Regions from separate parts of the Mus musculus genome. Here regions 2, 3, 4 and 5 are each linked to region 1. The links are chromatin loops, found by intact Hi-C in ENCODE. Cell type or tissue: left cerebral cortex. All regions are shown on one strand.

What was found. A loop is a pair of places that touch in the nucleus more often than their neighbours do. Peaks named below come from ENCODE experiments on the same cell type or tissue, not always from the same donor. Only the 100,000 strongest peaks of a DNase experiment are listed, where the experiment ranks them.
Region 2: a loop joins it to region 1, with 9 times the contacts of the local background. A loop is called at or near these places in 12 of 42 quality-filtered maps.
Region 3: a loop joins it to region 1, with 13 times the contacts of the local background. A loop is called at or near these places in 4 of 42 quality-filtered maps.
Region 4: a loop joins it to region 1, with 2.9 times the contacts of the local background. A loop is called at or near these places in 8 of 42 quality-filtered maps.
Region 5: it touches region 1 in a loop (2.6-fold over the local background); 8 of 42 quality-filtered maps call a loop at or near these places.

What each region holds. Positions count from the first base shown.
Region 1 is chr9:85,326,291-85,331,290 of GRCm38, forward strand. Tent5a (terminal nucleotidyltransferase 5A) reads right to left here and starts at 860. Exons shown (of 3, transcript NM_001160379.1): 1 at 753-860; 2 at 1-515. The coding sequence starts at 478. In left cerebral cortex, a CTCF peak has its summit at 2,293 (motif pointing left); DNase peaks (open chromatin) are centred at 307, 831, 1,163, 1,477 and 2 more places; H3K4me3 peaks cover 2,301 bases; H3K27ac peaks cover 1,601 bases.
Region 2 is chr9:84,251,456-84,256,455 of GRCm38, forward strand. No RefSeq gene overlaps it. Among named protein-coding and RNA genes, the nearest start is that of Gm26146, 66 kb to the left of the region's middle. In left cerebral cortex, a CTCF peak has its summit at 1,944 (motif pointing right); a DNase peak (open chromatin) is centred at 1,930.
Region 3 is chr9:83,805,795-83,810,794 of GRCm38, forward strand. Elovl4 (elongation of very long chain fatty acids (FEN1/Elo2, SUR4/Elo3, yeast)-like 4) reads right to left here and starts at 511. Exons shown (of 6, transcript NM_148941.2): 1 at 145-511. The coding sequence starts at 244. In left cerebral cortex, a CTCF peak has its summit at 1,954 (motif pointing right); DNase peaks (open chromatin) are centred at 460 and 1,962; H3K4me3 peaks cover 1,252 bases; H3K27ac peaks cover 1,055 bases.
Region 4 is chr9:85,691,732-85,696,731 of GRCm38, forward strand. All of the region lies in intron 26 of Ibtk (inhibitor of Bruton agammaglobulinemia tyrosine kinase), which reads right to left. Among named protein-coding and RNA genes, the nearest start is that of Ibtk, 55 kb to the right of the region's middle. In left cerebral cortex, CTCF peaks have their summits at 2,209 and 3,144 (motif pointing left); DNase peaks (open chromatin) are centred at 2,186 and 4,116.
Region 5 is chr9:85,682,323-85,687,322 of GRCm38, forward strand. No RefSeq gene overlaps it. Among named protein-coding and RNA genes, the nearest start is that of Ibtk, 65 kb to the right of the region's middle. In left cerebral cortex, a CTCF peak has its summit at 2,899 (motif pointing left); no DNase peak of the experiment used is centred here.

The sequences.
Region 1 (5,000 bases):
TCACCCCTTCGGGCAAGAAGTCTAACAGGCAATCCAGAACGACGTCCTTCACAGTCTGAAACTCCTCTTCCCCACGCAGGTCAGCGCAGAAGATGAGGTCCAGGTCCTTGTAGCCTAGGCCACTGTCCTGGTGCAGGACGTGACTGGCGGCTGAGCCGTTGAGGCGCACGTCGCGGACACCTATGCCCTTCTCTTCCAGGCGCCTCCTCACCACCTTCACAATCAGGCTTGGCTGCAGCTCGAGCGTGGGGAAGTTGCCGCGCCCGTGGATCGGGATGGTCTCGCTCAGAATGCCGTCCAACCGCTGCACTTGCTCCCAGTTCAGCACATTGCAGTGCGCCGTGGGGCTTTCGCAATAGTCCGAGCAGCGGTCGCCGAAGCTGCTGCCGCCGCCGCCGAAGTCACCACCCAGGGGGATGTAAGGGCCGCCGGTCAGCTCGTCCTCTGCCATGGCAAAGTACCCTTCGCCCTCGGCCATGTAGTGCCCTCCGAAAGCCACTTGGCCTTGGTCAGTCCTAAGAGGAAAGAGTGGATTTAGGGGAGCGGCAGAGAGGTGTGCGGGTGAGGGGACAGGGGTCCCGCCGAGGGGCCTGGGCTTCCCCTCCCCGATCGTGACGCCCATAGTAGCCCTCCTCCCCCAACCCTCACCGACCCCAATGCCCAGCCGCGCGCCGCGCCCCGCAGAGCAGCCCCGCACCAAAAGTATCTCTGATGCATCTGGAAAGCACAAGCGAGAGTCCCGTCTGTGTCACCTGGAGGCGGCCGCCCCTTCTAGGAGCGCAGGCGAGCGAGGAACCGCGAGGCGGACACACTTCGCAGGAGCTGCGAGTGCGCTCCCGGCAGCGGCCCGCGACTTCTCCGCGCCGACCCCCGCCGCGCCCTGAGCGTTCCCGCCCCTTGCCCGCGCCCCGCCCGCGCCCCCGCTGCGGTGGTCTCGGAGGTGGCGGCTCTCGACGCCGCCGATGCCACCGCGCACACTCGCGTCTCTGGAGCTTTAGCAGTTGTGCGGGGGGAAATGTCTTCAGTACTTTTTTTATACCGGGCTTCTCCGCGCTTCCGGGGCCCCAGCGCGCAGCGCTCGCCACACCCTCTCATTTGCATAGAGCACCGCCCCCAGCGCTGGGTGGACAGTCGCCGGAGCTCAGAGCTGCTGGAGCTAGGCCAGGGTGCGCAGCCCCTGGCTATGAGCACAGACAGATGCCTGTGGCTCCTACGTGTAGATTTATCCATTTCTGCACGTCCACACACGCGCGCGCGCACACACACACCCCTAAAGAGGAGACACTTTGCCTCAAATGTGATAGATGGCCATCAAAACCGGATCAGGGTTAAAAATCACGCAACTATAGAAACTTCCCAAGCCTAGCCTTCTGGCCGGGTGGAGCGCGTCATTGCCGCGTAACTGGGTCTCCTGGAGGTTCCCTCAACAGTGTCCGTTTGTGGCTAGACCGCCGATTCCACTCTGGACCCTGGGCCAAGTGTGGTCTCCAGAGGCAACTGGTCACGCACGTCAGTCTCTGTGAGGGAGGGGGAGGGTTTGCTGAGAACTGAGTTTCGATTCTCGAAACCTCGAGAAGTGCTGGTGGGGGGGTGGGGGTGGGGTGGGGAGTCCGGTACCAGCCAGCCAGCCTGAGTGCGCGTCCAGCTGCTGCCCGCGAGCTGGGCAGGCGCGCGTCTCCTATCACACAGCTCCGCGGGCTCGCGGCCAACCCGCGGGGTCTCGGAGCGCAACCCCAGCAGTGCACGAAAAGCGGCCGCCAGGGTGGCGGTCCTTCGGCTCAGACTTGGGAGAAGCGCGTTCCTCGCAGCCTCTAAGGTTCTCAGTTCTTAAGCGGATAAAACGTCAATGATCAAAGTAGGCTCTGGCTTCTTACCGGCCATTAAGGGCAAATTTAAAAGACGAGAAGTTTCTCCCCCTCCAGCTTCAGTCGCCAGTGGAGTGCTTAAGGGTTGGAAAAGGTTATCTCTGCGCTCTGGCACCGCACTGTTTGCTAGAAAGCTCCCTGCTTTCGCTTGTCCACTTCCTCCGCCGCCCCGCTGCTGCCTCCGTTCAAAGTAATGCTTTGCAGTCCTTGATCCAGGTAGAGGCTGTGAGCCGAACGAGGCAGTCAGGGTAGAGAGGAGAGGCCCTGAGATGAACAGCCATTACCCCCATGACCCTAGACAACTTCAGAGAATCAGCCTCTGAATTTAGGGAGCCCTGGTCTAGAAGCCCAACCTGAGTTGAGGGATGGGATGCAGGGGTGTCGCCCACGCAAATCTAGCTGCGTGACAACGCCGCCCCCTGCTGGTGCCCCGTGGAGCTGTGAGTCCACAAAATGGAGAAACTAGAAGCCAGGCTTTCTTAGCATAGGCCGAACCTAGGCCAAATTGGATTGAGCGATGAAAAGGAGACTTGGATCCCAACCTTGTTCTCAAATCCCACTGCTTCCTTTCAGGACATGTCCAACCATGAATGCTACCTAGCAACACATTTTGTATATATGAAATTGTCTGTGTATATGTGCTCGCGTGCCTCTGTGTGTACGACAATCTCACATGAGCTTGCATGTGACAGTCTAGCTATATAGCTCAGACTGACCTAAAAATCAACCTCTTCTGGAGTGATGTGATTACATCTGTGAGCCACCACCTCCACCCTGAGCTCTTCTACACACCTTACAGCCTTCAGGCCAAGAAAGGGGCCATAGGGGGTTGGAAATAAAGGGATTAAGAGGTAATGATCGTGATGGGCTCAGGCCTTGAACACTCGTTTGACTGTGAATGCTCTCGCCCTAAGAGATGTCAGTGGCTTAGTTCTTCCGTCTTGGGGGGGGGGGGACACTGAGGCAAGCACCTGCAGCAAGGGGGACAAGTAAGAGAGGAGAATACTCTTCTTTCTTCCTTTTTTTTTTTTTGGTTTTTGAGACAGGCTTTCTCTGTATATCCCTGGCTGTCCTGGAACTCACTTTGTAGACCAGGATGACCTCGAACTCAGAAATCTGCCTGCCTCTGTCTCCCAAGTGCTGGGATTAAAGGCGTGCGCCACCACCTCCCGGCGAGAATACTCTCAATAAAGCTCAAAGATAGAGTGTTTACGTAGCTCTCTCTGAATTTAACGAGAAAGAGAGAGAGAGACAGAGAGAGAATAAAAAATATTTTCTTGATAAAGTACCAGGAATGATTTTCTTCAAAGGCTGATAATTTTGAGTCTTCTTAAAATAACGTCAAAGTGGCTGGTCATATATTAAATACATTGCCTTTATATAAAAAAAAAAGCAATAGTTCAGCCCCACTCTCATTACTTTGTACAGCGTTTTAAGCTTCCATCAAAAAGCCTGAGGAAAATGAAGCTGGAAAATAGAGTAGCCTGTGAGCAGACTAGCTCCTTACTCACACGTGCGATGTGTCCTAGGAGGCTGAAGACTCAACTGCTTTAGAAAGTTGCCAGGGCGGGGATCCTGACAAGAGGGCCCAGCCAGAGCTTCTACCTTTCCACTTCTTGGGCAGTTGCATCCTATTCTCTAAGTGGGGAGACACCACTCCCCCCCTCAAGAATGGGCTCCCTTCTTTGCACAGCTGCTCCCAAGATCTCTCCCAAGAACAGGAGTCTTGGCTGAGACAGGCCTACTGTGCCATACCACGTGCTAGGGAAAAGAAGAGTCCCAGCCACTGGCCATGGTGGGGAACACACCATTTCCTCTAGCTGGCAGTTCTTTGTGGATAACACTTCCTTAATAACAGAGCATTCCACACTGCCAGGCTTAACTAGACCCTCCTGCCTGCCTCCCAGACTGGGACATCTGGGGCAACTCACTCTTGGCTGTGCCAAGGAAGGCAATTGAATTATTGGATTAATATATGCCTGCTGCATAGAAAAGCTACGGGTTACACACTGCTGAATGGAAGCATATGTTCTTCATTGCTCCTCTTCTGTCGTCAAAACGAGGTAATATTTATATTCTGGAAAACTGCAGCCGTCCTTACACGAAACTGCAAAGTTTGCAGTTGTGAGCACCCACTTGCTTTCTGTGGACGGCCAATGGAAGTACTAAATAAGAAACTCTGTGTTTCCCAGAACATTCACAGCCAAGACACTTCATAGCATGGCTATTCTGGGATTAGATTCACATGGACTTGATGTTTGGAGAAAGGATAGGAGGCTTTAGCTTCTGGGCTTATTTGGTAATTTAGTCTTTCCCCTTGAAAATGAAAGAGAAGAAAGACCAATGGCAATAGGATAAGGCTAAAGCCACCACAAGGAGCTGGAGAGACAGTTCAGTATTTAAAGGCACCTACTGCTCTTGTAGAGGACACCCCCCACACTCCCAGCTTGGTTAACAATACCCATGTCAGGCAGCTCACAATAACCTTAACTCCAGCTCCAAAGGAACCAAGCGTTTCCACATGCCCCGTAATATACACTCACGTATGCTGCACACACACACACACACACACACACACACACACACACACACACAGATGGGGGGTGGCATGGGAAGAGAGATTCAAGTGATTGAAAAAATTCTGGAAATACTAAAGCCACCACAAAACTGAAATCATGTATTTAGACTACTTCTTGGGAAAGCAAAATATCTTTATCTGAATTTTTTAAATGGAAAGCCTAGTAGAGATCTTTGAGGAAAACATATCATTTATAACTAGTTGTTCTTGATTTGCAACTTATAGTAACAATCAATCCAGATTTAGCGCACAGTAAGAGAAAGTCCAATTTTGGCCTTAATATTAAATATGCTAGTGTGCACCACACAGTATGCTCAATTTTTTTGTTGTTTTTTGTTGTTGTTGTTGTTGTTGTTGTTGTTGTTTTGTTGTTGTTGTTGTTGTTGTTGTTGTTGTTGTTGTTGTTTTTCGAGACAGGGTTTCTCTGTATAGCCCTGACTGTCCTGGAACTCACTTTGTAGACCAGGCTGGCCTCGAACTCAGAAATCTGCCTGCCTCTGCCTCCCGAGTGCTGGGATTAAAGGTGTGTGCCACCATGCCCAGCTATGCTCAATATT
Region 2 (5,000 bases), 1.1 Mb before region 1:
GTCCCCTCAAATGTAAGTCAAAAATAAAACCTCCTCCCTTTTTCCTTTTTCCTTTTTCCTTCCACATAACATGTTTATTGATGGTCTGGGACAATGAGATTAGTAGTTGATATACGAAGGAACTCAGTTGAAAATTTTCCATCCCCCTTTTTTTTATATATAGTATTGATTTGGTATAGTCTGAGTATTACATTGCCACATTTCTGTCTTCTACTGAAGAAGCAACTGTTAGATTTTAGCCCCACACTGTCATGGACTGAATGAATGAGCTATTCCGAGACCCATTCAGGAGTATAGAAATTGCTCACTTAGCTGCTGAGTATACTGCAAACATTTATTATGCATAAGCCATCTTTGGGATTGGTGGCCCACCATTGGATGTGTGATGTGATCAGACCACACATTATTTGATCAATACAGATATTGAAGAGCTAGCTCATCACTGAGGGGCTTTCTACTTTTAAAGCCCTGTGTGGAATGTGGAGTCTACTGAAACTGTTGGTTTTGATTACGGATCTGTTGTCAATCCTCTGGGCTGCTTACCCTTCTTTGTATAGGTGTTGAATCCTAGAGTTCTGAATAGACATTTTAAGGTACTTTGCCTGAGAAGTCCAGGTTTTGAATGTGATGTTGATACAGAATTCAAATGTCACAATGGCATTTATTGTATATTGACTGAAAATTATAACACCTATTACTTCACTGAACTTTAATCTGGCCAATAAATCAAAGTAAATATTAATGAAATCAAACCATTTTGACTTTAGTAATCTTTTATGATTCTCTAAAATAATCAGACTCTCTACTTCATCATTACTGGCTAATAACCAAAAATAGATGAACTGTGTGGCCAATAATTGAACTCAACCAGAAAAAAAGGATCTACAGGAATCTCATCCTCTTTTGTGAAAGCCTTTGTGCTATTTTGCTTTATAAGACTGTGGTCTGATTTTAAACAGAGGAAAAGATGAAACAGACACTTGTTAATCACACTGGAACTTCTGAAATAACTGTTGCTGCAGGAGATGTTGTCTCAGTATTTCTCTTAAATTTTGCATGAAGACATCCACTCCCCTTGGACACTGCAAGTTTCAGGGGGTGATTTAAGCAGTTCTGAAACACATAATGTCCTTCCCAGTCCGAGTATACAAGCATCACTCCTTGGCATCCATTTAAAAGCAATGCCTTTCAGCAAAGCGAGACGTCTCTCACTTGTAATTGCTCACTGAAAATGTGTTTTCTTATGAGTGCAATCTCTCATGCAAGCTGTGAGGAATAGGGATGGTACCCAGGGAGTTAGTAAAATAATATTGTTGTTTCTCTAGCTAGCTTTTCCAGGTGCAGTGTCTGCCTCTTTCAAACAAAATCTAGTTTCGGAATAGAATAACCCCTCGGCAAGTATCAATAGTCAGAAAAACCGGAGAGGTACGGGACTCATCCAACACAAACAAGATTAAAAATTCAGAGAGAGACAGAAAGCTGGATGTGCAGTGAGCGACTTTTCATCAGCATGTCTGTCTGAAAGAAATTATTTCCCAGTGTTCTTCTTTCCTTTTCTTCACGAACAAGGTCAAGGGTGGTATTCCCAGGCATAATAATGAGGCAACTGTTTTAGGCAGGGAGAAGCATTAATAAACAATGGTGAAGGTTAAGAAGTAGCTTTGATGTTCTGCCCCTTCAAATTGATGTCACAGCCAGAGAATCAGCAGCCCTAACAGATTCTCTGCTGTTCACCCAGGGATCTGCCCTGTGTTTTCCCAACTGCACAAAATTAGAGTCAGGTGGACTTGGGCGTGGTGGCTCGCAGTGTGGAAGAGCTCTTTTGTGGATGCTGACCTGTAGGCCTCCCAAACTCAGTAACTAGTTCCTCTTATTTATATTTACCATTAGGCTCCTCTTCACCTCCAGCTGCGCGGATGCTAGAGCCCTGAAGACAGGAGGAGCAGGCTGGGAGCCAGCAGAGGGCGCATGGCACCCTCCAGCTCCAAGCCAAGGACGCTTCTACCTGTTTCCAGGCAATGGACCAGCCCATTGTCAATAGCAAGGCTGTTTTTTTCCTCAAGCCAGTGTCAGGCAGCTCCTATTGCTCCCTTTCTGTCAGGAGCACCTGGAAGTGCAGACATTGAAAACCCACCAGGCCAGCCTGCAGTATGTTTATCAGAAGGGACCTTAATGAGTCATCCTGTTTTCAAATGGAAATTGCCTGGAATTTGCACATGCACTTTGCAACTGCATTTAAATCAGGCAAACATTAACTATTAATGTGGATGATGTGGGGACAGAAAGATGGGTACAAAACACCAGAATAGGGCTGTATTGTGGCAAGGCCACTCTGTGGGAAAGTTGTAGTAGGCCTGGGTACAGACTATAGCTTACAAAAGAACAATGAAGGACTGAAGAGATAGTTCAGCAGTGAGGCACACTCAATGCTTCTGCAGGAGACCTCGGTTTGGTTTCCAGTAAGTATGGTGGGTCACAACCACATGTCACTCTTGTTCCAAAGGATCCAATGACACATTCTTCTTGCCTCTGTGGGCACCAGGAAAGCATGTGGTGTACTTATATACACACATGCCGTCTAATACTTATACACATAGACTGAAAATAAGTGAACCTTTAAGAAAAGAACAAAGAGGTGGGGCTAAAACGGAGACAGCAGGAGGAGAGTAGTTATACCATCTAACCCTTTGCAGAGTCTCAGGGTGGTGTCACCCGAGAACTGGATGATGTCACATGCCTACTGTGTTCATTCAAGTGATATAAATAACAAAGAGAAAGGAATCTACTGGTTTATGCCTAAAAATTTCTTTGAATTTACACTATTTTATTAAGCAGTCTCTCTTTCTCTCTCTTCCTTTTTGCTTTTTTATACACACACACACACACACACACACACACACATATATATGTTTAATTCTCAAAGCAAAAGTATGAAGGGTGTCATTATTACCATTTTTTTTCAGATCAGTAAATTAGAAGCTAGAAAGGTCAAGTAACTCAATAGAGAAGTAGCAGGCTGAAGTTTTAGCCTTGTGAAGTTGCCTTTAGCAGCTAAACTTAAACAGGAGGCCACGATATCTTGACAGTGTATTTCCAGTACCTTGCCTTACTACTTTGATTCCTCTGACTTACCGGGACTCAATGTTTTTAAGCCTTTACTGGTCATTTAACCTTCGATTTCCAATTGTTTTCTCTGTCAAAGAGGCTTGGCTTATTAACCTAATGAAGACAAGTCAGAAGCTACCTATGTGACAGCCAGACCTGCTCAGTGAGGTGAAGCACCGAGATGAACCTCTCCTCTAAAAGCTTAGGCTGCCTCAACTTATAACCCTAGTTTTACACATTTTACCTTTTGCAATGGGTCCCCCTCTGCAGTCCTCAGACTTGCGATCCTTCTGGCATGGGATTATGGGGGTGCATCCTCACATTAGGAGACCATTTTCACAAATCATAGTGAACATAGAACGCTACCTGGAAATGTGGTTCCAGCAAGTGCAAAGAACTCCCATGTACTGAGCATCCATTTTATAGGAATGAGCTGGATCATTAGCCTGAATCCATGGTAGTGCCCACAGTAAGTGATGCTAACCGGTATCTCTTAGCACAAGCCATTTAGTAACATATGAATTCTTCTTACTTACTTTAATCGAATTCGCACTTCCTGTGTTGCCTATAAGACCAAGCTTTGCTGAGCAGCTTGCTGAATATAACTTTTTATCACTTTCTCTGGGCTAGAATAGTAGAGTACTTAAAGACTTTAAAGAGACTCCCCCTAGGTTTGACCCTTGTCATGATGCATAGCGAGCTGTGCGCTCTTCAGTGAATCATTTAATTTCTTTGTGTTCCGTTTATCAATGACATGGACCTAAGAGCATCAACCTTGTCGAGTTGTGTGTGGTTGAGATGAGTGAGTTGAAGCTGCATCTTTGGAATGGCCACGGAGTTCATAAGTCAGTATTGCCAGTGTGGTCTGTGGTCGCCATCATCTGTGTAGTCCATAAAGTCATCTACAGATTGCTTACGTTGGAGCAATGCTCCTTTTTAAGGCAGCCTTCCTTTAGAACACAGACTATGTTTGGGTTTAGAAAGGGTTAATGGATGTAATGTGTAGTACTAGCTATCTAAGTTATGTGCTTGTCCAAATACGGGAGCAATTCTATTGAATGAGTTTTCCTATCAGCAGTGGAGGCTGTCTGCATGTAGGAGAAACAGAGTTCGGCCTCACCACCATCTGTCTGTCTGTCTTCGGGTTGTTACTTCATCTCTTAGAGACTCAGGACTTTCTGTCTGTTTTTATCTTATGGAGCAGAAATGGCAACATTAAGAGACCTTTTCAAGAGCAGTGTTTCCAGTAACTAACATGGGTGTTGAATAATATAGAGATGCTTTACTTAAATTATGACAAAGTCTGTGCTGTGACAGACATACAAAAACATGGACTATGTTGATTAAAAACATGCTGTGAACGTGTAGAACAGAATAAGAGGCTAAAGAGTGATGTCAAAGAGATGTAGAAAACATGGAAGCCTTCCTAACAGAGGATGCTGGAAAGTTTGAGAACTCTTAAAGTCACACGCGACATGATGGATTCTTTGGCCATACCCCAAAGGAAAATGCCTTTTAAAATTATTCATAAGCACATGAAATTCTTTTCCATTTTTTTCATGGTGTGGTGAGCTCCCCATATATTAGCTTCTGGCAGGGTCTTGGGAGATGTCTCAGTGGGTAAAGTGCCTGCCGTATAAATGTGAGAATACAGTCCGATCCCCAGAGCCCATGTAAAGCCATTTGCAGTTCTGTGGGTTGAGATGGGAAGCAGAGACAGGAGAATCTCCAAAAGCTTACAAACCAGGGAGTCTGATGTATGCAACGATGAACAATGGACCCTGTGTCAATCAAAGAGAAACAGAGGAACTGACCCCCCAGAGAGTCGTCCACTCTGTGACCCTGTGTGCCATGTGGACATGCGTGTGCTTACACACAGAGGAATTTAAAACAGA
Region 3 (5,000 bases), 1.5 Mb before region 1:
GGGGACCCGAGCGCCCCCAACAGCCTCAAGGCGCTGGGTAGGGGGCGCAGGGCCTTGCCTAGCGCTGAAGCCGGGGACTGGCGTCTGAGCCGTGGGCAGCCCAAGGAACACCCAGAGGAGATGGGTGAGGCCCCTCGCCTGTACCTGCAATGGTCCAGGTCCAGCGATAGAACTCCACGGTGTCGTTGAATGCCGTGGACATCGCGTTCAGGACGCTGCCGGGCTCTGAGTCCAGCAGCCCCATCTTGGCGAGGAGAGGTACGAGCAGCGGCGAGAAGAGAGGCTCCGATGGACCGTGGGCGACTGCGGCGGGAACCCTGCTGGCAGCGGCGTCTCCTCCTCCTCCAGGCGCCGCGACTGGGGATGCAGGCGGAGAGCAGCGGCGAACAGCAGAGACAAGAAGCCGGAGGGCGGAGGAGGAGGAGGACCAGCCACGAGCGCCCAGCGCTGCTCCTCTCTGTCGCCGCGCGCTGCCGCAGCTCCAATCCCCTCGCCCGCATCACGTGGCCGCGCGGGGCGGGGCGGCGCCTCCTCTCGCCCCGGGCGCGGGGATGCTGCGGTCGCGAGTGGTGGCCGGCTTGCGCAGGCGCGCTAAGGCCAGCCCCGGGCCACCACCTGGGCCACAGGAACGCCGCAGGGGGACACCTCGTACCCAGTCCTCCTCCCCTGCCTTCCTGCCCACGGTTACCTCTGTTCTGCCGGATGCAACGTGGGAAACCGGACGGGAAAAAGTGGGAGTTTGTGGGCAAAGATGAAGTACGCGATGCATTTCTGGTTCTTGCCTATCATTCACCTCCATCACATGTGCTTTTGCTGTCTTCGCCTGTGGCACGTGCTTGTCACCCAGACAAGGAAATGCGGGTGGTTTCACTGTAAAGGAATGCCATTTGTCTTAAGCAGCGGCAAAGGAGAGTAGTCTGTGGTCACCCCGTAAATATTATTAGCATGTAGTTAAATCCTTGTGAGTATTGAAAACAGCGACACTGGCCGATCAAAGCAATATAATTGTACCAAATTAGGCTATTGGTAGTTCAGAGAGGATGGAGCCATAAGAATAGGCTAAAAGAGTCCACTTGCACCACATGAGATTCAGGTCAATCTGAAAGGGTGATGCTGAGGAGAAAAAGAGCAGTTGACTTGTGAGAAGAAAGCAGTCTCTATGAATAAATAGCAACAACAATAACTGCAGCAACAAAATCACACTATGCCATTTTTATAGTTTCTGACATAAAGCAAGATTTCAGTGAATGGTCCAATAACAAGTTCATATGCGTTTTATTCAGATGTGCCATCCACTTTTGTTTCGGCTTTTTTTCTCCACTTGACTGATTTAGAATGCTTATTTTAGAGGTCACTGAGTCAAATGCTCAACGTTGTTAACATGAGTACTACCTGAGCCCTAACTCTGTGCTATAAATAGCAAGTCATAAATATTTATGGTGACAAAATTATAACGCACATCACTTCAGAGCATAGTGGGAGTTGTTTAAGTAGAGAGAGCTTCGGCGAGGAAGGCTAATTAAAGGTAACTGATTTGCTATATAACTCAGACCCCCACAGCCTTCTTTACATGCTTTATTCTGAAATCAACCAAATGATATGATTTATTAATTTGTCAAATCTGCTTGCCAGAATGAAGTTTCTCAAATTAAAGAATTTCTTACACCTCAATTCCTAGTTACGAATCTAGTAACTACAAAGAATTCTAGTCAAATTTCATTTCCTTTGTTAATGTGAGTATGAGTTAGGTTTCCCTTTGCTTATGGTATTGGTTGCTACCTCTGTATTGTCTTGGAGTCTTGGATGTTTTTATGATGGAGAACAGATTCCTACCCTCACCTCACAAAATGTCACCGTCTTTGCTTATTTAATATAATGTGGAATCATTAAGGCAGCTTTATTCAAGAATTTTCTTGGAGCCTCTCTTCTACAGTGGAGGTCAGTTTGAGTTCCTTGTTCACTAGGGGGCGCCTGTCACATAAGGAAATCATAGACAAGCCCCATCAATGTTAAGTTAGAAATGGCAACTATATTGTTAACATTTTCTCTGCCTTACTTGGGGGCATAGTCATTTTTATTTATACTTAGGAGCTGTTCAAGCACATAAGAAGAAACAGTCTTAGGATGTATCCACCCTTGAGCTCTATTACTTGGTGTGAAGATTACAGTCCATTACTTAATATTGCTTAATTCACAAGTAGTTTACAGATACCAATAATCACACAGAACCAAAGCTTGCGTCTATGGTTTGAAAACATCCCTAGAAGTTCATGTGTTGTTGGATCTCAATCCCCAATACAGCAAGGTAGAGAGTTGAGACCTACTTGGAGTGGTGTGGATCATGAGGGCTCCCCTTTCATAAATAGATTAAGTAGCAAAGCTTTTTTATTTTTTTGACCAGGCTGGCCTCAAACTCTAAAATACACCTGCCTCTGCCTCCCAAGTGCTGGGATTAAAGGTGTGTGCCACCACTGCCCAGCGCAAAGCATTTTAAATTGTGAGTTTGGTCTCTCAGAATAAATACTTCTTAGTCGTCTACTTTTTTTACCATGGAATGATGCAGGAAACAAAAGCACCCTCACTAGATCTAGTGCCTTGAATATAGGCTTCCTAGTTTTATACTGTAAGAAATAAATCTGTATTCTCTACAAGTTACTTAGTCTTTTGAAAAGAAGCAGCTTTGAAGTGGGGTAATGGGTAGAGACTGGAAGAGCTTCAAGGGTTAGCTATAAAATTGAGGTTTTCCCAGGAACTGTTGGAGCAGCAGAGAGAGCATGGGGAGGAAAGACTGCATATCTTTATACCTAAGAGGTCACCAGCAGTAGAAGCACAGACAGTATGGGACATTCTGGTGATGTTGCAGAGAGAAATAAGAACAGCACTGAAAACGGAAGTAAAGTGAAGTTGGCTAGACTGCGCCCATGCCTAGGGATGTATGGAAACAGATTAGGAGTGATGAGCTGAAGTATATGAATGATAGAAGAATTTTCAAACCAAACGATGCTAGCAATTGCTTTTAGTTGGACTCATTAAATGTGAGAGACCTAGCAACTCTCTTGACTTAACAACTCATGTCTATCCCCAAACCTGCACATATCCTTATGGCTCTTTCCTCCTTCTCAAAACCCACAGAAGCCTTCTGGGACAAGGACTTTTAAAAGGAGCTTAAGTCTGTCTGGAAAGCTGTGTTTCAAGGCTGGGTATGTTTTTGGTGGGGGCGGGGGGGGGGAAGAAGATACTTGTAAACTCTCCAGAGCCAACAAGAATATACAGCTCTTTTTAAAATTTAAGTTATTTATTCTCAAATGAAACTAAATCTAATTTGAGCAAGAGATACATTTATCTGTCAAAGGAAAGAATGACACAGTAGCACTGTGACACTTAGTAGCAAACCACCCAGAAAGAGGCCAAGCTGGAGAAAGGTAACTTTCTTATAATTGACTAACTCCCAAGAATTAGTGGTATTTTTATATCAAATTACAAGCACCATTTCTGCTAAGACAATTGAACCCAGAATGCATGTGATAATGTACCTTCAAATATTCAAACAAATGGAAAGTTAGATAAATAAAAGTATATTTATCCTTCCCACTGGTATTTCTAGCAGTTTTACTTATAATCACTGTATGCTCTAAACAGTCAAAATGTCCCTTAATAAATAGATGATAGATAGATAGATAGATAAGACTGCCACAAAAGAATCTAACTATGTTACAAAATATTGTTTCCTCTTAAAAGAAAGAATATAGAGAAGACACAGACAGTTTCAGTAGTAGCTTATTTAACAAAGCAGAACAAATCTAATAAATACAATACGCCATACAAACATGGGGACAGACTGACCTCAAATGCATTGTGGAATTATAAGAAGTATCTTATAATAATATTTCTGAAGTGGGTAGCATATTTGCTAAGGTAAGATAACCCCTTCCTCCTCTCCCAAATCATGATGGTCTATTACCCTTTTAAAGAAATTCTTCCCATAATCCCCTTGAACTGTTACAATAGGGTAGGGATGTCAAACAACAATGTAAATATTACAATAAAGTCAGGGTCTTTGGAGATGCATACTCATTAGTGTGCATGTATGTCAATTTGGAAAGTTCCCTAGTACCTCATTTTGAATATATCAAGAAGAATCTAATTTCACATTCAAGAATATTTAGTCATAATGAAGCATTTTGTCAGACACATCTGTCTAGATCCAGGTGGAATTCTCTTTCATTCCTTCACATCTAACTTATCTATCTATCTATCTATCTATCTATCTATCTATCTATCTATCTATCTATTTACGTACTTAGTATTTATTTGTTTGTTTGCAGTTTTCAAAGACATGGATTCTCTGTGTGACTGTCCTGGAACTCCCTCTGTAGACCAGGCTAACCTTGAACTCAGAGATATACCTATCTCTGCCTTCTGAGTGCTGGGGATAAAGGCACGAGCCACCACTGCCAGGCCCACATCTAATATTTTATCTAAGCAGGAGACATAGTCATCACTATAAAACCTTTCTTGGTTACCTCATACTTAATTTCTTGTCTTCCTTATCTCAGAAATATCTGATGGAATGGGATCAGAGTATCATTTCTGACCAACAAGATAGGTCAGTAAAACTGACAAAATGGCACTGCTGTCAGCCTGCACGGCTGATGATAAGACCCTATTGATGAAGACTACACATACTTAATGTAATAGGACACAGAGAACTCAACCTGGTACTCAACCGCAAGCCTTGCCCCCACCCCTACTGGCTAGTGCTTATAGTGCTCAAGGATGCTATTCATGATACTACTGTAGAAAAGTGATGGTCCATCTCACTCAGCTGTGAAGCCTGAGAGCTGGATAGCAACCTTCCTGCAAGATATGTTCACTGGCTCAATGGCACAATTTAAAGCCCCCTATGAGATAGAGCTCATAGCTGACAATGTTAACGAGGCTGGGAAACTGAGACTAGATAGGTCTAGTAGGTAGTGGTATACCTACTACATTTTTTTTTC
Region 4 (5,000 bases), 370 kb after region 1:
TGAATCTATTGGGGGCAGCTCATCAACAGCCACACTTCAGATGCTGAAAATTATCCAGGCTTTCTGGGAAACAACTAGAATGTATCAGTACTTTCAACAATACACAAATACTGTAGAACTGATAACTACTTATTTGTTAGGTAAGAGCAGTTAAGTCCATAGTTACGAATTATTAAAGGGGAAGAAAGCATAGGTATAATCAAAGTATAGAAACGTCACAAAGAAACCTGTTATTTTACACAATTAATATTAGCCAATAAAGGACTGAAAATGGTGTGTTATAGACTAACAAAACTAAATTAACAGTCTTAGGAGGTTTCAAACCCAGGGTCTACTGGATAAATGCAAATTAAAGCTTTAAAAATAACCATTCTATTTTAGGAAGGACTGTGATACAGGAGATCAGAAACAAGCCGCAATGGTTTGTATGACCCTGACTTCATAAATGATGACAGTGAAGAGGGACTTCTATTGAATAATGTTTCACTGAAACATCAAGCTGGGGACGCAGACTTAACACAATGGAGCTTGGCTAGCAAGTCCCAAAAAAAACTTTTTAAATGACAAAAAAGCACAAAAATATGTTTTGTAAGATTATAATCCCACAACTCTTTCCACTAATAATCTTTAATGGATACTTATATTAATCATTTCTTTATCCAAACAACAGGGAGTCATCAAAATTTCATCATAAAGTACAGGAAAGCTACTAAATAAAATAGCTAGAAATTGCCGGGTTGTGGTGGCACACACCTTTAATCCCAGCACTTGGAAGGGAGAGGCAGGTGGATTTCTCAGTTCAAGGACAGCCTGGTCTACAAAGTGAGTTCCAGGACAGCCAGGGCTATACAGAGAAACCGTGTCTTGAAAAACCAAAAAATAAAAAAAGCTAGAATTTTTTAAGAGTTCTAAACTTTCAAATAATATAAACTTATTAAGTTTCAGATTCTAAAAACAAAACCAGACATTCTAATATGTAGTTTGTATACAATTAGTCTTCTGAAAAAGAAAAATATACAAAAACGTTATATGAAGTATTTTTAAAGAATTTTGTTTAAATTGAAAAGTACTGTCAAATTTTGATGTGAAAAGAACTAAGCTATTTTTGCTTAGACAATATCTTTTAATTTATAAGATTTTATACTAGCTTTATTTTAAAATTTTACATAATATTAGAATTAATATAATCATAATAGCAATTTTTTCCAGAAAGAGCTTTTCATGGTGATTAGAAACATGGCTCACATTTCCCAGTCCAGAGCTACAGAGCTACTTAGGTGAAAGGAAAATGAAAAAAACAGACAAGGAACAAAGAACTAAAAGAAAGAGCACAAGTCCTCCGTCCTGCATTTTAGCATCCCCTGACGACACTGCCTTTTCTGCTTGCCCATGCCTTGGGGGTAAAAAAATAATAGTAATAATTTCTTCAGTGACATTTTCTCCAATCAAGACAAAAGTGCATGTTGTATAGACGTTCCTCAGCTGTGTCCTGACCCTTGCACTCTAACCCCAAGGGCAACCAGCACTCCTGTCTTCCTGCTTTTCACCCACTACTTCCTGTTTATGCTTCCCTTTCTCCTAGTTTTTCATTTCTTCTTTAAAATTCTTAGTCCACATTTCAAAGTGTGTGACAACAAGGAGGATCAATAGTGACTGTGCTGTTCCACAGTCACACATTACAACAGGGAGGTCACGGCTGCAGCAGCTGAGGCTGTGTCCAGCACATGACTTCCTTCACACACAGCGAATTTCTCTGCACTGCTCTGACTTGTCATTTCACTCTGGCATTGCCATTCAATATCTGTATACATATTTTCATTTATTAGCAAGACTAATAAATGAATCCACTATGGGCTGAGTCTGCATATTGTATTTTTCCATATGCCCAACAGAAGCCAATACAATGCTATGCTCCTACCAGGTATTCCATTAATTTGGTGCATCTTTTGTTAGCCTATAGTGTTCTATATGTCCTTTTTAAAAACAAATTTACTTGTGAACTACAGGTTTTGTATGATTAAATAAAGCATGAAACATAATCTATGCTTTTTTTCTATATCCTTTTCAATGAGAGCAATCTATTTAAAAATTAGTTCCCATTCTAACCATCGAGCTACTGAGACATGATCTTTCCACTCAGCCTTCCAAAGATATAGGGCCGCATATACTCCTCACAGTTTAGTCCCAATGCGACAGCACACTCTAGTGACCAACTAGCAAACCACAGATCCTTAAGATCTTCTTAGCTCCACGACAAATAGCAACTTAATGAAAAATTAAAAGCCCAATGTATACTGCTAGGATTTAAAATGTAAAATACTATAAAAATAAACTTAATTTTTATACTTTCAAGTTTGTACATCAGAGATACCCAATAAAATTCACTATATTCAAAACAAATATTACCTGAAAAGGAGTTGCAGTAGTAATTTATTTTTTTATTCAGTCAAATACCAAGTACTCATTAAATGCCCATTTCCAGCCTGTGTATGCCATGCCTAGCTACGAGAAACATCATTTTTGCTACAGAGATGCCACATTCTTTCATCTGAGATGAAAACAGATGCAGCACATGTACGAGCGCCAGGTGTGGTTCTCACACCTTTAATCCCAGCCCTGGGGGAGAGGGACACGGATTTCTGAATTTGAGACCAGCCTGGTTTACATAGCAAATTCTAGGCCAGCCAGAACTATACAGTAAAATCCTGTTTAAAACCAACCAACCAACCAAACAAACAAACAAACAAAACCAAAAGAATTACTCTAAGCATGGTACAGAAGCACAACAGAACTATGTCATGACCAGAAACCAACTTACTAAAGGAAGTATGATGTCTCTAAACTATGCAACTGCAAAAACCATGAAAAGTTGGAATAAAAGGTTAAAGCAATAGAAAGGACGAAGGTTCTGAACAAAAAGTCCAAAAAAAATATAATACATGGATAACTTCCTAAGACAAAGGAAAAGAAGTTGACAAAACCCAGGCTATATATCTTGAAGGCCATATTAAGAATTCTAGCGTTTCGGGCTGGCGAGATGGCTCAGCAGATAAGAGCACTGATTGCTCTTCCAAAGGTCCTGAGTTCAAATCCCAGCAACCACATGGTGACTCACAACCACCCGTAATGAGATCTGGTGCCCTCTTCTGGTGCGTCTGAAGACAGCTACAATGTACTTAAGTATAATAATAAATAAATCTTTGGGCCAGAGCAAGCAGGGACTGAGTAAGCAGGGTTGACCAGAGGGAGCAGAGGTCCTAAAAATTCAATTCTCAACAACTACATGAAGGTTCACAACCATCTGTACAGCTACAGTGTATACTCATATACATTAAATAAATAAACAAATCTTAAAAAAAAATTCTAGTTTTTATTCCAAAGGCATAATAAGTCCTGTATTTTTAAAAGAGAATACAAGAGTTTGATGTAGTGAAGCAAGGAAGACAACTAAGCACAGAGCCACTATTATAACTAGAGTAAAAGTCCAGAGGGTATGAGAGGGGGTGAGAGCCTTGGTTACAATGTTTAGTGTATATTTAAACATTCAAGAGCTAAAACTAGCTTTATATCCTCATGACAGTGTGTTACTGAGAAAAACAAGAAACTAGCAAGCACTGCTTAGGAAGGAATGAAGAGCAGGAAGAATGGGTTGTTTATGGAGCATCTGCAGTTTGTTTGACTTTGGGTTTGTGTGTTAATTATGAAGACAACTGGTCCTACCAAGAGGACCACAGATGAAGGTAATCTATTGTATGTTATCTGATAACATATATGAAAATAGTCTATGGGATATTATCTGCTAACAAGACACATGCTCACGATACAGATAGTATAGAAAGTCTAAAAAATAAAATGAGAAAATGACCCACACTTGCAGTTCTAGTAGAGCAGACCCATCACAGGGCACCATTAATGTTAGCCAGTTTAGTAATAGAGCAGAATCCAGAATGGAACCAAGTGGGAACTGATGTCTCTTGTAGGACACATCTCACCCGACTGCGCTTTCAGACCGGTGGGGCCATGATTAGAATAAACACAGCAGAGAAGTGGGAGATCCATTATTCCACCCAGACACACTACAAAGTCCAGGCTGGCATCCACAATCCTCCCCCAGCCTCTCAGACAACAGCATGGCAGGCCTGAGTCACCACACTTACTAGGACTTCTTAAAAATGGGTTTATAGGAAGAAAAAAATTGGAAATAGTGCTTGACATTACATAAAACATTAATCTGGTCACAACTGACACCACCACCCTGCCCCCCCACACACACCCACATACACACACCCACTCTCTCTCTCTCTCAACTTTCTGGAAGGGTATATGTGTGAATCCAACCACCTGAAGTTTTTTTACTAGCCTTCTACCAATCAAGAATGTTCATTTGCAAGTACAATTAAGAAGCCAGGTGTGATGGCACAGGCCTATAATCCCTGTTCTTGGGAGGTGAACGCAGGAAGACAGGAATTCAAGGCCATCTTCAGCTACACACATACTAAGTTTAAGGCCAGCCAACTTGAACTATAAAAGACCCCATCTCAAAAAGAAAAAACAATTACATACCAAATTAGAAAAGACAATTTAATTAAAATGTTGCTACTAAATTATGGATAAATCTTCATGTATTATGTAGGCATTTACAACATGAATTGTCTTTTAAAGTCAGTATAAAAAGTGCCTGAATTAGGTAGTATACACTTGCAATCCAGCACATAGGAAGCTAGGGCTGGAGGATCCTAAGGTCAACCACACCAAAGAAGTCCCAGGCTAGCTTGGGTTATGAGATCCTTACTCAAAAACCAAGAACTGACTAAATAAAATAACTTGAGTTAAAACCAGAAACACTCAAAGTTTAATAACAGATACTTGGAGGTGGGCTGCGGTAGACCAACACCAAGAGATGTGCTTCAGCAAGTTAAGTGGAATCGACTGCTGATACATAACAGCATGGATAGGCTCCAAAATAATGGCAGTAGAAAGGTCAGATGTTATGAAAGGAT
Region 5 (5,000 bases), 360 kb after region 1:
TTCCTTTGGGCAGTGGGAGAGAGGGAGGAGGGGTGAAGCATTTGAAAACCCTTATTTAAAATAGGTTTTTTAAAAATCTAAGCCTACATATTACTAGTTTGACTAGTTTCATAGGCTTCCTATGTAACCCTAATGTTAGGGTGGTCCTGAATAATCTCCCAGAGGGATTCCCCCCAAAATATGCAAATAAAAGGGAGAAATTGCACTGGCATTTTACAGGTTCCAAACAAACCTGAAAACAGAGATCTTTGTTCAGCATCATAATCTGCAGATTAACTTAACCATGGAGCTTTTCAGATAAAATCAGTATTCTTCACAATCAGCAGGTCACTTTAAGGTACAAGCCCTACGCTACACAGACATGGCTGCTTTAAAATGCCTCTGAATTGAAGGGCACTACAGTAGAATTCATGAGAATTCAGTAATAGTGGTTCACTACATGGCACGAGAGCATGTTACTAATGAAAGAAACCCTAATCAAACTTTGTAAAAATTATGCATGCAATCCAGTTACATATATGCATTTTTATGTAATTACTTACATATGTGTTATATATATATTGCATAAAGTACATCGTTGCCTTTGAACTCTGAAGATCATGGAGGGCAAATAATATTAAAGGGAACAAAAAAAAATCTTAATAATCCTGACTTTCACTTTGTACGGCTTACTAGCCTGAAAAGTGAATGACAAAAAAGTGCAAAGTGAATGTTTAACACCTACCTAGGATTTTGCTTTCCTTTACGTCCTAGTGGCCTTCTTTAACTCCGTGTTCACTGTCTGCACAGCCTGAGAGGATGCTCTGTCACTTTCTCCTAAGTCTAATGTGAGCATCAGACCCCACCCCCTTTCCCTGTCCTTGAATCCCACACTCTGTAGAATTTAAATAAAGACCTGTTAGTGACAGCAATAATGACAATTAGCTCAAGAGTATAGATTCGGGCACACATCACTGGGTCCATACTGTAAGCCATTCTTTCCCTAAGAGTTCTCCATTTCTATTACGATTGGACAATGAATCAAGGGCATGGCTCTGTTTCATAGCACAAAAGGCTGAGAAACCCTGAGTGTTTCATGGATTTTCCTCTTTGAAGAAAAAGGAAAATTCACGTTTTCTTTCCAATTTACTACTATTTCCATTTTGCTGTTCTGAAAATAAAAGGAATCATAAACTGGATGTTTCTTACTGGTAAGCAGCTCTAGTAATTTGTTTTAAACTTATTTTCAAAATCCATACAGGACTTACTCAAGGACAGGGACACACACCTTAGAGACAGATTTTTGTCTAAAATGTAAAGTTAACAAAAACCCAATTGACTTAATAACTAAGAGCATCCTGTGATACTGTTAGCAGAACTGTTACTTCTACCTTACAAAGTGCTTTCAAAGGAGCCAGACATCCTGGTGAATGCTTATAATCCCAGCACATGGGAGGCAAAATTCCAGATCTGTCAATCTACACAGTATATACAACCTGGACAGAGACCATGGCTAAAATAAACAAGAACCCAAAGGGCTGAGCTAAAGCATTTAGTAGCGTCAGCCACATGCAGTTTTATGAAGGTGCGTTTCAATTTCATATTTTTTCTTATTTTGTATTATACACTGTGCTTTCTTCTCCTGATTTTTTTTTCTGCTGTTATTTGTTTTTCAGAAGCAGTTCTTTTCAAGTTGCAGGTCCGTGTCTCTGGGCTGTCCTTCTACAGGAGTTAGAGACCACCATGCTGAAGTTCCAGATGTAGCTACACAGAGATCAGGGGCACTGTTTTTGTTCTCAACCTGTGAGTCTCAACCCCTGGAGTGGGGATGGGACAACCCTTTCACGGGGGGGGGGGGGGGGGGGGGAAGGCCATCAGAAAACACAGAAAGTTAACTTATAATTAATAACAGTAGCAAAATTAGTAACGAAGTAGCAGTGGAATTTTATGGTTGAAAACCACTGCCTTAAAGTGATCAACTGGCCAGTCAAGTGGATTTCATTAAGAAACTGAAAATGTTGGCATTTCTCTCTTGGTGTCCTCATGGGACAGTAGACAGTGGAACTCTAGAAGCTTTCTACAAGCTGTCAGAAAACCCTACGCAATGTTCGTCGACACATGGATGCATAATGAAACGGGGTATATCTACACAGCTATTAAGAAAAATAATGGAATTCATAAATAGACAGACCTGGAAATAATCACTCTGAGCGAGGCAACCCAGGTATCCAGAGATAGGCATCACATAGTTTCTCTCACCTGTGGAATTTAATTTTGAATCTTTTGATATATTTGTTTCATTTGGGACGCAATACCCACAGAAGTCAGGAAATTACTAAGAAGTGGTGGACAGGCTTTCAAGGGAGGGGAGATGGAATACACTGGCATAAGAGGTTAAAGGAGGAATTAGTTACAGAGGAGGAAGGGATAAATCGGAGTGGGGGATGGGAGGACAGAGTAGACGAGGGAAACCTGGAGGAATAAGTAACACAGAAGACATCGGAGTCCTAAGAAACCTCCTGATGCAGCAGCTTCCTGAAAATACACTATACATACACACACATAAAGTAGTAAAATGGAGTCATCCTACAACAGCTCAAGAATGTTCCTGCTACACACAAGAAGCTAACAAATAGAAAGTCTAGTTCCAGGAAAGGGTTGCATTTTGGGGGGCTGTTGGCTACTGAGAAGACAAAAGACCGAAGATGTATCTTTTTTCTCTTTTCAATTAGATGCTTTGCAGGACCTGCTTAGCATGCAGTAAGAATTCCAGTTCAGAACATCAGGGAAAAACATCGTCAGACTTTAGCTGAAAAACCACCACAGAACAAGGAAAACAGGTGTCCCGGCACCCAAATGGCTGTTCAGAACCATCTGTAACTCCAGTGCCAGGGCTCTGGTGCCCCCTACTGGCCTTTGTGGGGAACGCAGTGTACAAACCAAACACATTTACAAATAAGTAAACATTGTACAAAGGATGGTAAATGGATGCTAAGACCAAAAGTTTGAGTTTGTTTTGAAGGAGTTAGAGCACAGTAAACACAGTAGGCACAATAAGAAAAACACAGGGAAGACTAAGTAGACAACACGGACAAGAAGGCGGCCGGACAAGAAGGCGGCGTGGACAGATGCTGGAGGACCACCCAGTGTGTGGGATGCATAAACAATGAGGAAAAGGCTAGTCGCGACCCCGGGTTCTGCCTGAGTGATTTGGGCTTTTGGGCGGATGACTACCATACAAGGAAAGAATGGGACTAGGAGGAGCTTGCTTCAACACAAGTCAACAGCTGGCCAGGAGCTTGAGAAACAGCTCAGAAAATGCACAGGCAGATAACCATGTGGAACCTTAAGAGAGGACACCTGGACCGCAACATGTCTCCAATCAGTTTCCAAACTCTGCTTGGAAGATGGCTCTACTTTTTTCCTGAAAACATCTCTGTATTAACAAATCTGAAATATCTGGACTACAAACTTTTTATTCCTATATACAAAAGTAGTCTTTTATATCTCTGTTTCTTGGTAAACTGTTATAGACAAATGACAGTTTCAAAAACAGCCTGCTATAGTTGAAGAAGAACCATACTACGAAGAGAGATGGTATTCCTATTGGTCACTTTCTTCTGTATATAATGGAAAACCAATAGGGTTTCTTTATATCTACAATTTTAAGAAACAGCCATCAACCTCAGTCATTCACACACACACACACACACACACACACAAGTATCTCTCACCATGTCCTTTTTAAAAAAAAAAAAGATTTATTTTTTTAATGTATATGAGTATACTGCAGCTGTACAGATGGTTGTGGGCCTTCATGTGACTGTTGGGAATTGAATTTTAGGACCTCTGCTTGCTCTGGTCAACTCTGCTCACTCCGGTCGGCCCCGCTCCAGCCCGAAGATTTCTTTTTTATTATTATTATACATAAGTATACTGTAGCTGTCTTTAGACCTGTCAGAAGAGGACATAAAATTTCATTATGGGTGGTTGTGAGCCACCATGTGGTTGCTGGGATTTGAACTCAGGACCTTCGGGAGAGCATCCAGGGCTTTTACCCACTGAGCCACCTCACCAGCCCTCACCATGTCCTTCAAAAGAGCTACAAACAAGCTACCCACCCATGGCTGGCCTTCAGACCAGGTTGTTGTTCCCACATAAAGCAGGATTTTCCAAAAAGACATGTTTTAGAATTTAGAGACTTAGTCACCAAATTCTGTCAACAAATTCACCTGTAGTTTCCTTGGTTTCAAATCTTAACACAGTCTCCTGCTGGATCTACCTCATCCAGCATCGCCTTTCTACACAAAAGCTCTGGCCTTGTCTAGGTGATCGTTAAAGGGCCGCGCTAGCCTAGCAATCACACAAATTGATGACTCACAGATTTTCTTCAGTTCTATTGGTTTTCTTGAAGCTATGCAGCTAGAGGTGGATGGGTGACTTCAGGAAGAAGGGACTGTTAGGGGAACTCCCACCACCCTCCTGGGTTTTCAAGGCGACATATCAGCTGTCACCTTCATGGACTCGTTCATGAAAAACTGAAGTTCACGGCGGGGCTTATCTTTCACTTTCCCGCAGAAGCATTTCTTCCCATATGAAAATTTGTAAAGTAGCTCACTACACAAAACAGACCATAAAGGACAGGCAATCTGGTCGTGGTTTATAAAGGAAGGACAAGAGCCCCATGCTGTCAGCCCCAGCTTACACTCCTGTCATCCAACTGCCACAGGGATTCCAGAGGGCACTTCACAGGCAGAATGGAGGACAAGAAGAAAACCGCCATTTACAGTGTCTTCAGAGTATCAACCCTTCCAACAAGTCAAGGACTTTGGAAAGCTTCTTTACTGATATCACAGAGACGTCGTGAAATTCATTTCTTCTCAAATTACTCAAATATATAGAAAAAAATTTATATTCTATAAGTGGAATTTTTAGCAGAGTAAAAATATACAACTGACCATCAGTGTGGCCCATTGGGGAAATAATTACAGATAGCTAGAAATTCTTCCCTCCAGGTGTCT